2 separate regions of the Homo sapiens genome follow, and region 2 is linked to region 1. A link is an interaction called in ENCODE POLR2A ChIA-PET data of the cell type or tissue named here. Cell type or tissue: PC-9. All regions are shown on one strand.

Region 1 (4,000 bases):
TGGTAAAACCCCAACTCTACAAAAAATGCCAAAATTAACCAGAAGTGGTGGCACACACCTATAGTCCCAGCTACTCAGGAGGATGAAGTTGGAGGACCGCTTGAGCCCAGGAGGTCAAGGTTGGAGTGAGCCGAGACTGTGCCACTGGACTCCAGCCTGGGCAACAGAATAAGACTCTGCCTCAAACAAAGAAAAAAAAAGGAAAAAAAATATAAATAACTCCTAAAAATCAATGAGGAATAAACATAAATAGAAAAATGGACAAAAGAGGTGAACTGGCAAGAGATACATAGGTACACATATATTCCAAATGGCCAGTAAACATATGAAAAGGTGCTTAACCTCATGAGTCATCAAAGAAGAGCAAATTAAGGCTGGGAGATACTACTGCACAACTACCTGCAAGGCTAACATTTAAAAGTCTGGCCGGAGGCTAGGCGCGGTGACTCACGCCTGTAATCCCAGCACTTTGGGAGGCCGAGGTGGGCGGATCACCTGAGGTTGGGCGTTCGAGACCAGCCTGATCAACACAGAGAAACCCCGTCTCTACTAAAAACACAAAATTAGCTGGGTTTGGTGGCACATGTCCATATTCCAGCTACTCGGGAGGCTGAGGCAGGGGAATCACTTGAACCCAGGAGGCGGAGGTAGCGGTCAGCTAAGATTGCACCATTGCACTCCAGCGTGGGCAACAAGAGCAGAATTCCATCTCAAAAAAAAAAAAAAGTCTGGCTGGGCGCAGTGGCTCACGCCTGTAATCCCAGCACTTTGGGGGGCCAAGGCAGGTGGATCACTTGAGGTCAGGAGTTCGGGACCAGCCTGGCCAACATGATGAAACCCTATCTACCAAAAATGCAAAAAAAAAAAAAAATAGCCTGGTGTGGTGGTGCATGCCTGTAGTCCCAGCTACACAGGAGGCTGAAGCAGGAGAATCGCTTGAACCCAGGAGGTGGAGGTTGCAGTGAGCCAAGATCACACCACTGCACTCCAGCCTGGGCGACAGAGTGAGACTCCATCTTAAAAAAAAAAAAAGAATATGCAGAATTGAACTTCTGCTTCTGTCCATAATGCAGTAAAAGTGGTATTAGATATCCTTTTGTCCTAAACAACTGTATGGCTGAATAAAATATTTGAGACGACTGTTTTCAGGCATTAGATGACAGGCAAGGCAAGGCAAGGCTGTGACCCTTGAGGAAAGAGAAAAACATAAGGTAAGTTGCATGTTGCTTCCAACTTCCTGCCTGGGGCACCTTCCCAAACACAGTGCAGGGAGATGAAACCTAAACTGACAGCAGCCATCTCTGTGAACTGAGGAAGCAAAGACTTGGATTTGAGGATGCTGAGGCAGGTAGAATTTGTAGGGCAAGAAATCTGAGAGAAGATGAGGGCATGGGTGGGGTGACAGAACACAGAGGTAGGCAGAAGAAGGTGGGAGGCATCCTGTGGGTCCATGGCTTCCAGATTCTATGCAGTTTAGCAGACAGCGGTGGCTGTGAGGCTGAGAACTGCACAGACACAGAGGTTTCACAGTGCTGGAAGACATTCAAGTACCAGTTCATCCAGGGTGGAGAGACTTTGCTGAGCACCTCTGTTATTTTGTTTCGACCCCAAAAAGGCCAAGCATTAAGTCTAAAGAGTACCCTCTATTCTAAGGGCCGGGTGTCTGGACCAAGGATAAACCCATACTAACAAAGCATAAAACCAAACCTGGCAGGGTCAAACTAACTTAACGACCAGTCACTTACAGTAATTTAAGTAACTACAGTAACCTAACTACTTGTCAAAACAAAATGAAAACTTCTTTAAAGAAAGATAACAAGATTGAGAATCCCTACAATATAACACCCACATGTCTGGCATACAATCAAAATTATTTAACATGCAAAAATGCAGGAAAATCTGACTCATAATGTACAGAAAAAGCAATCAATAAAAACAGACCCCAAGATGACTCAGATATTTAAATTAGCAGGCACGGTCTTTATTACAAATACCTTCTAGGATTTAGAGGAAAAGACAGGTCTAATGAATGAAAACATGGTGAATCTCAGCAGAAAAATACAAACTATAAAAAAAAAAAACAGGCTGGGCGCAGTGGCTCATGCCTGTAATCCCAGCACTTTGGGAGGCTGAGGCGGGTGGATCACAAGGTCAGGAGATTGAGACCATCCTGGCTAACACGGTGAAACTCCGTCTCTTCTAAAAAAACATACAAAAAAATTAGCCGGGCGTGGTGGCAGGCGCCTGTAGTCCCAGCTACTCAGGAGGCTGAGGCAGGAGAATGGCATGAACCCAGGAGGTGGAGCTTGTAGTGAGCCAAGATCACTCCACTGCACTCCAGCCTGGGCGACAGAGCAAAACACTGTCTCAAAAAAAAAGGAAAGAAAAGAAAAAAAAAAAAAACCAGCCAGGTACAGTGGCTCACACCTGTAATCCCAGCACTTTGGGAGGCGTAGGAGGGCAGATTGCTTGAGCTCAGGAGTTCAAGACCAGCCTGGGTAACATGATGAAACCCCGTCTCCACAAAAAAAAAAAAAAAAAATCAGCTGGACATGGTGGCGCATGCCCATAGTCCCAGCTACTCAGGAGGCTGAGGTGGGAGAACAGCTTGAGTCTGGGAGACGGAGGTTGCAGTGAGCTATGATTGCCACTGCACTCCAGCCTGAGTGACAGAGTGAGATCTTGTCTCCAAAAAACAAACAAACAAAAAAAGAGGCAAAAACTGAGAGTATTTATAGTTATATTTTCATTCTAAATATTGTTCCTTTTCTAAATATTCTACCTTTTCTTTTTCTTCATTAGTCTTACCAGAAGTGTGCCTAGATCAATAATATTTTTCAAAGTTAGCTTTTGGTTTTATTGATCATTTCCATTCTTAATTTGTTTTTATTTTTATTATTCTCTTCTGTGTACTGTGGGATTACTTTGGTTCTCTGGCTTCTTGAGTTACATGCTTAGTTCTCTTGTTCTTGTTCAGTCTTTCCTGTTTCCTAATAAATGCTTTTTTTTGGGGGGGGGGGGCGGTGTCTCACTCTGTCACCCAGGCTGGAGTGCAATGGCGCGATCTCGGCTCACTGCAACCTCTGTACCCCGGGTTCAAGGGATTATCCTGCCTCAGCCTCCCGAGTAGCTATAGGCAGCTGCCACCAAGCCCAGCTAATTTTTGTATTTTTAGTAAGAGACAGGGTTTCACCATCTTGGCCAGGCTGGTCTTGAACGCCTGAACTTGTGATCCACCCACCTCAGCCTCCCAAATTGCTGGGATTACAGGCGTGTGCCACCACGCCCGGCGGAATAAATGCTTTTAAGAGTAAAAGAAGTGATAGAATTAAAGGAAAAAATAAACGAATATATCATTATAGCTGTTGATCTTCAGCATCACTCTCTCAGTAAAAAAGAGAGATACCGCCAGGCACAGTGGCTCACACCTGTAATCCCAGCACTTTGGGAGGCCCAGGAGGGCAGATTGCTTGAGCTCAGGAGTTCAAGACCAGCCTGGGTAACATGGTGAAACCTTGTCTCTACAAAAAAAAAAAAACCTCAGCAAAGCTATAGATGAAGTAAGTACAAAATAAAAAGTAAGAATATAGAAGATGTTTAAACAAAAGCATGAAACAACTTGATTTATAGAAAACTACATGCAACAACACAAACTTTTTTCAACTACAAATGGAACATTCACTAAGACAGGTTATATGCTGGGCCATAAAATTAGTCTTGGTAAATGTCAGAAGACTGAAATTCTACAGAAGATGTTCTCTGACCACAATGAAATTAAATTAGAAACCAAGATATCTAGAATTCCCAAATACTTGGAAATCAAACACTTTGATAATAACACATGAAAACTTATGTGATGAACTTATGTGATAGAGCTAACGCAGTGTTTAGTAGGAAATACACAGCTTTAAATGCCTATGTTGGACAAGAAGGGTTTGGAATCGATCTAAATTTCTACTTTAAGAAGCTAGAAATAAAGAACAAATTAAACCCAAAGTAG
Region 2 (4,000 bases), 340 kb before region 1:
CACAGATCCTGTGTTTTTAGGATCTTAAGCTGCGTCTTTTTTTTTTTTTTTTTCTTTGAGATGGAGTCTCATTCTATTGCCCAGGCTGGAGTGCAGTGGTGTAATCTCAGCTCACTGCAACCTCCACCTCCCAGGTTCAAGCGATTCTCCTGCCTCAGCCTCCCAAATAGCTGGAATTATAGGTGTGTGCCACCATGCCTGGCTAATTTATGTACTTTCAGTGGAGACGGGGTTTTACCATGTTGGCCAGGCTGGTATTGAACTCCTGACCTCTAGTGATCCACCTGTCTCAGCCTCCCAAAGTGCTGGGATTACAGGCGTGAGCCACCGCACCCAGCCTTAAGCTGCTCCTTAAAGGCAGTGGATGAAACAACCCAAGTGTCTGTTAACAGAAGACGGATAAACAACATGTGGCATTTCCATACAATGGGATATTATTCAACTGTAAGAGGAGTGAAGCACTCACCCATGCCACAATGTGGATGAGCCTTGAAAACACTGTGCTGGCCGGGCGCGGTGGCTCACGCCTGTAATCCCAGCACTTTGGGAGGCCGAGACAGGTGGATCACGGGGTCAGGAGATCGAGATCATCCTGGCTAACACAGTGAAACCCCCATCTCTACTAAAAATACAAAAAAATTAGCTGGGCATGTTGGCAGGCGCCTGTAGTCCTAGCTACTTGGGAGGCTGAGGCAGGAGAATGGCACGAACCCGGGAGGCGGAGCTTGCAGTGAGCCGAGATAGCGCCACTGCACTCCAGCCTGGGGGACAGAGCGAGACTCCGTCTCAAAAAAAAAAAAAAAAAAAAGAAAAGAAAAGAAAAAAAAGAAAACACTGTGCAAAGCAGCCAGTTGTAAAAGGCAACACATTGTCTGATTCCACTTCTATGAAACACCCAGAATAGGCATATCTATAGAGACAGAAAGTAGAATAGTGGTTCCAGGGGCTGGGGAGGTAAGGAGAAACGGGGGCTGATGGCAGATGGGTCCAGGGGTTTGTTTTTGGGATGATGAAAATCCTAAAACTGGTTGTGGTGATGGCTTTGCAACCCTGAGAATATAGGGAAACCACTGAATTATACAGTGAGACAGAGTCTCACTCTATTGCCCAGGCTGGAGTGCAGTGGGCAAAGGCCTCTGTATAGTGTGAACTATACCCCCAATATAATAACTTGTATATTACACAACTCTCACAAAGAGAAAGCCGGCAGATGCTCTCTGACGCCTTCAGTCCACCAAGCTTTGCCCCTAACATCTCTGGACTTATACCCACCTTGCCTGCCCCTCCCCATGCTGGTGACACTGCCTCCATCAGACAGCTCTTGTAATATCTGATCCCAACTTCTGGGTGGGGGCACCTGTGGGGCTGACTCTGACCCTGGAACCCCCAGGAGAAGGGCCAGGTGTAAGCTCACCATGTCTTGGGACTCACCTCCTGGCGAGGGCACGGGCCTCTGTGGCCAGGTGGCTCCATTTGGTCGGCTGACTGGGACCTTCCTGAGGAATCTCCTGTAGAAAGAAGAGGAAGAGGAGGAAACTGATGGCCCATCGCCAAAGGGTAAGGGCCACATCTGGTCCAATTGTGAGGCAGAACTGGATGGCACCCGTCGTTTTATAAATGCACAAAGCTGGCCACAACATCGGCATTCAGTGAGCGGAGTCCTAGGATGCAGAAACACCAATAAGGATGCAGCCCACCACTTACTGCGCATTCAGTCTCCTCGGAACATGCCTCGCCCTTTGCAAACATCCTCTCGCTGAATCCAGGAGGAGGCACTGTGTGATCCCCACTTTGCAGATGAAATTAAGCCTCCCAAAGTGGGGAGTCATACCCAAGGTCACCAGGTCAATGGGAGGGCTGGGGCAGGGACCAATGCCCAGGTTTGGTGTGTTCGGGTAGGGGGGTCCCCTGGGATACCAGAGACGCGAGAATGGCAGCTGCATGCAGAATCTCCTCTTCCGAGGACTCCAGCACTGCCTCCAGGTCTGCCAGCTGGGTGCAGGTCTTCTGGGATCCGGCCTGGGCACAGCGGGCACCCTTGTTCAGCCTCTGCAGCTGCTCCCGGGCGGCCTTGACAGCACCCTCGAGGCTCATCATCTGCTCCAGGAAGGCTTCCCGAGCCCCTATGGGAAGCCCACAGCCCAGGGGTCACAAAGTGGTGGAGATGTCACACAAAAGCCCCCACCCCCAGGGGTCCCCTTCTGTGGCCTCCATTCCCCAGGCATCAGCAGCCCTGAGCACCAACAGGTAGTCCCAAAGGCAGAGTACCCCCATTTTCCAGGTGCAGGCCGAGGCCCAGAGAAGGCAAACATGACCCGAGGTCCTACCCACAGCAAGTCAGTCATACACAGGGACCGGGAGAGACCCAGGCCTTCTGGAGCCACACAAGCAATTCTGGACCCTTCAAATCAGCTCTGATTCACAATGTGGCTCACATGTGGGCATTTTAAGACACGGTATCTGATAGCCCCTATTTCCACAGTGAGTCCTGCTAACAGGTTCTCAGCTCGCCTCTGTCTGGCTGCTAAAGGAGTGTAGCACTTACACATATAAAACTTCACAAAGTAATCCAATCCATTTCAGCGCCATTTCCAGGTCCTCCCTCCCTCCCTGCTTCCATTCATAGAAACAAGGTCTTGCTGTGTTGCCCGGACTGATCTCAAACTCCTGGGCTCAGGCAATCCTCCTGTCTTGGCTCCCAAAGTGCTGGGATTACAGGAACGAGCCACCACACCTGGCCCTCCTTCTTTTGTCTTATTTACTCATTTATTAAGATTTTCTATGTGCTGAGCACCGTGCTGGCCTATGGCAGAGCAAAACGGCCAAGAATCAAGACAGCAAGACCCTCCCAGTCCAGCCTCTGAAGCAGCGCCTCATGACACCCCTGTGGAGGGAGTGAATAAATGAATGAGCCCAGCCCCATCCTCACTGAGCTTAGAGTCTGAGTAGGGCAGAGGCATGGTGACAAGGACTGATATTAATAAAGTTACAGGTGGGCTAGGGAAGTAAAGGCCCATGGCAACAGGGCTGTTTTGGGAGGGCCCCCAAAGCATCCAACGACACCAGACTGCAGGCGCTGGGGGCCTCCCCTTGCCTCCCACCCTCCCGCTCTGCGCTCCTGCTGTACCTGGAAGCAGGTGATGGCCCTGGTAGACGTCCCCCCTTGGGGCCTCTCCCAGCAGAATGTCTAGTGGTCCCCAGGGACTGCCACAGTCGGACCCTTGGAGCCACCCCTCCGTCAAAGTCAGTCTGGCCTTCAGCTTGGCTGCCTGGAGAGGACAGGAAGAAAAGGTGTATGAGGCTGGTGGCATGGAGGTCCTGCCCAGACACTCCCGCTGGCTTCTACCCTGCCACTCTCCCTGGGGGTTCCCTTCTCCAAATCCTCCCCTGGGCCTCAGCGCTAAGGGTATGCCACACCTCTGAGAGCCAATCCTGCCCACCCCATGGTAGCTGTCCCTTCCCCTCCCATCCTCACGGCACCTGCCGACACCGCTGACCACACTGCTGTCCTACCTCGGAAGGTGGGGAGGAAGGGATGGGGAGGGATGCCCCACGAGGATTTCTGCCTGTCCTGTTCGCTGTGTTCCCAGGACGCCACATGGAGAAAGCACACTATGGACACTGGCTGAATGTGCTATGAACATACCCTAGCTCCATCTTTTCATCAGACAAACAATAACTGCATTTACAGAACACTTCCTAGGAGCCAGTCTCAGCACAAATGCCTGCCATGTCCCAGCTTGATTCCTCCTGTCACCGCTCTAAGTGAAGTGGCAGGCACAGGTCCTGGGCCCTGTCCTCCATTCCCAAGTCCAAAATGTTCTGAAAAGCCACAAGGCATTCCATTCCTCACTCGAGAGCAAAACCTTACCTGAAATAAACCTGTTCTGAAAAAGGCTACTTGTGGTCTTCATTTACCCACTTCGTGGAAATAGTCGTCTGTTTTCCTGCATAAATATCACTGGGCTTGACTATGGGGGCTGCCCATTCACAGTGGGGG

The links. Peaks named below come from ENCODE experiments on the same cell type or tissue, not always from the same donor. Only the 100,000 strongest peaks of a DNase experiment are listed, where the experiment ranks them.
Region 2: POLR2A ChIA-PET joins it to region 1 with 6 read pairs; 2 of 35 experiments call an interaction of 5 or more read pairs at or near these places.

The regions. Positions count from the first base shown.
Region 1 is chr9:130,726,773-130,730,772 of GRCh38, reverse strand. It overlaps a transcript of ABL1 not described here. Among named protein-coding and RNA genes, the nearest start is that of EXOSC2, 35 kb to the right of the region's middle. RefSeq lists enhancers at 1-441, 442-1,278. In PC-9, no CTCF peak of the experiment used is centred here; a DNase peak (open chromatin) is centred at 1,922; H3K27ac peaks cover 1,917 bases.
Region 2 is chr9:131,070,753-131,074,752 of GRCh38, reverse strand. LAMC3 (laminin subunit gamma 3) reads right to left here. Exons shown (of 28, transcript NM_006059.4): 18 at 3,128-3,269; 19 at 1,918-2,123; 20 at 1,432-1,508. Among named protein-coding and RNA genes, the nearest start is that of AIF1L, 24 kb to the left of the region's middle. In PC-9, no CTCF peak of the experiment used is centred here; no DNase peak of the experiment used is centred here.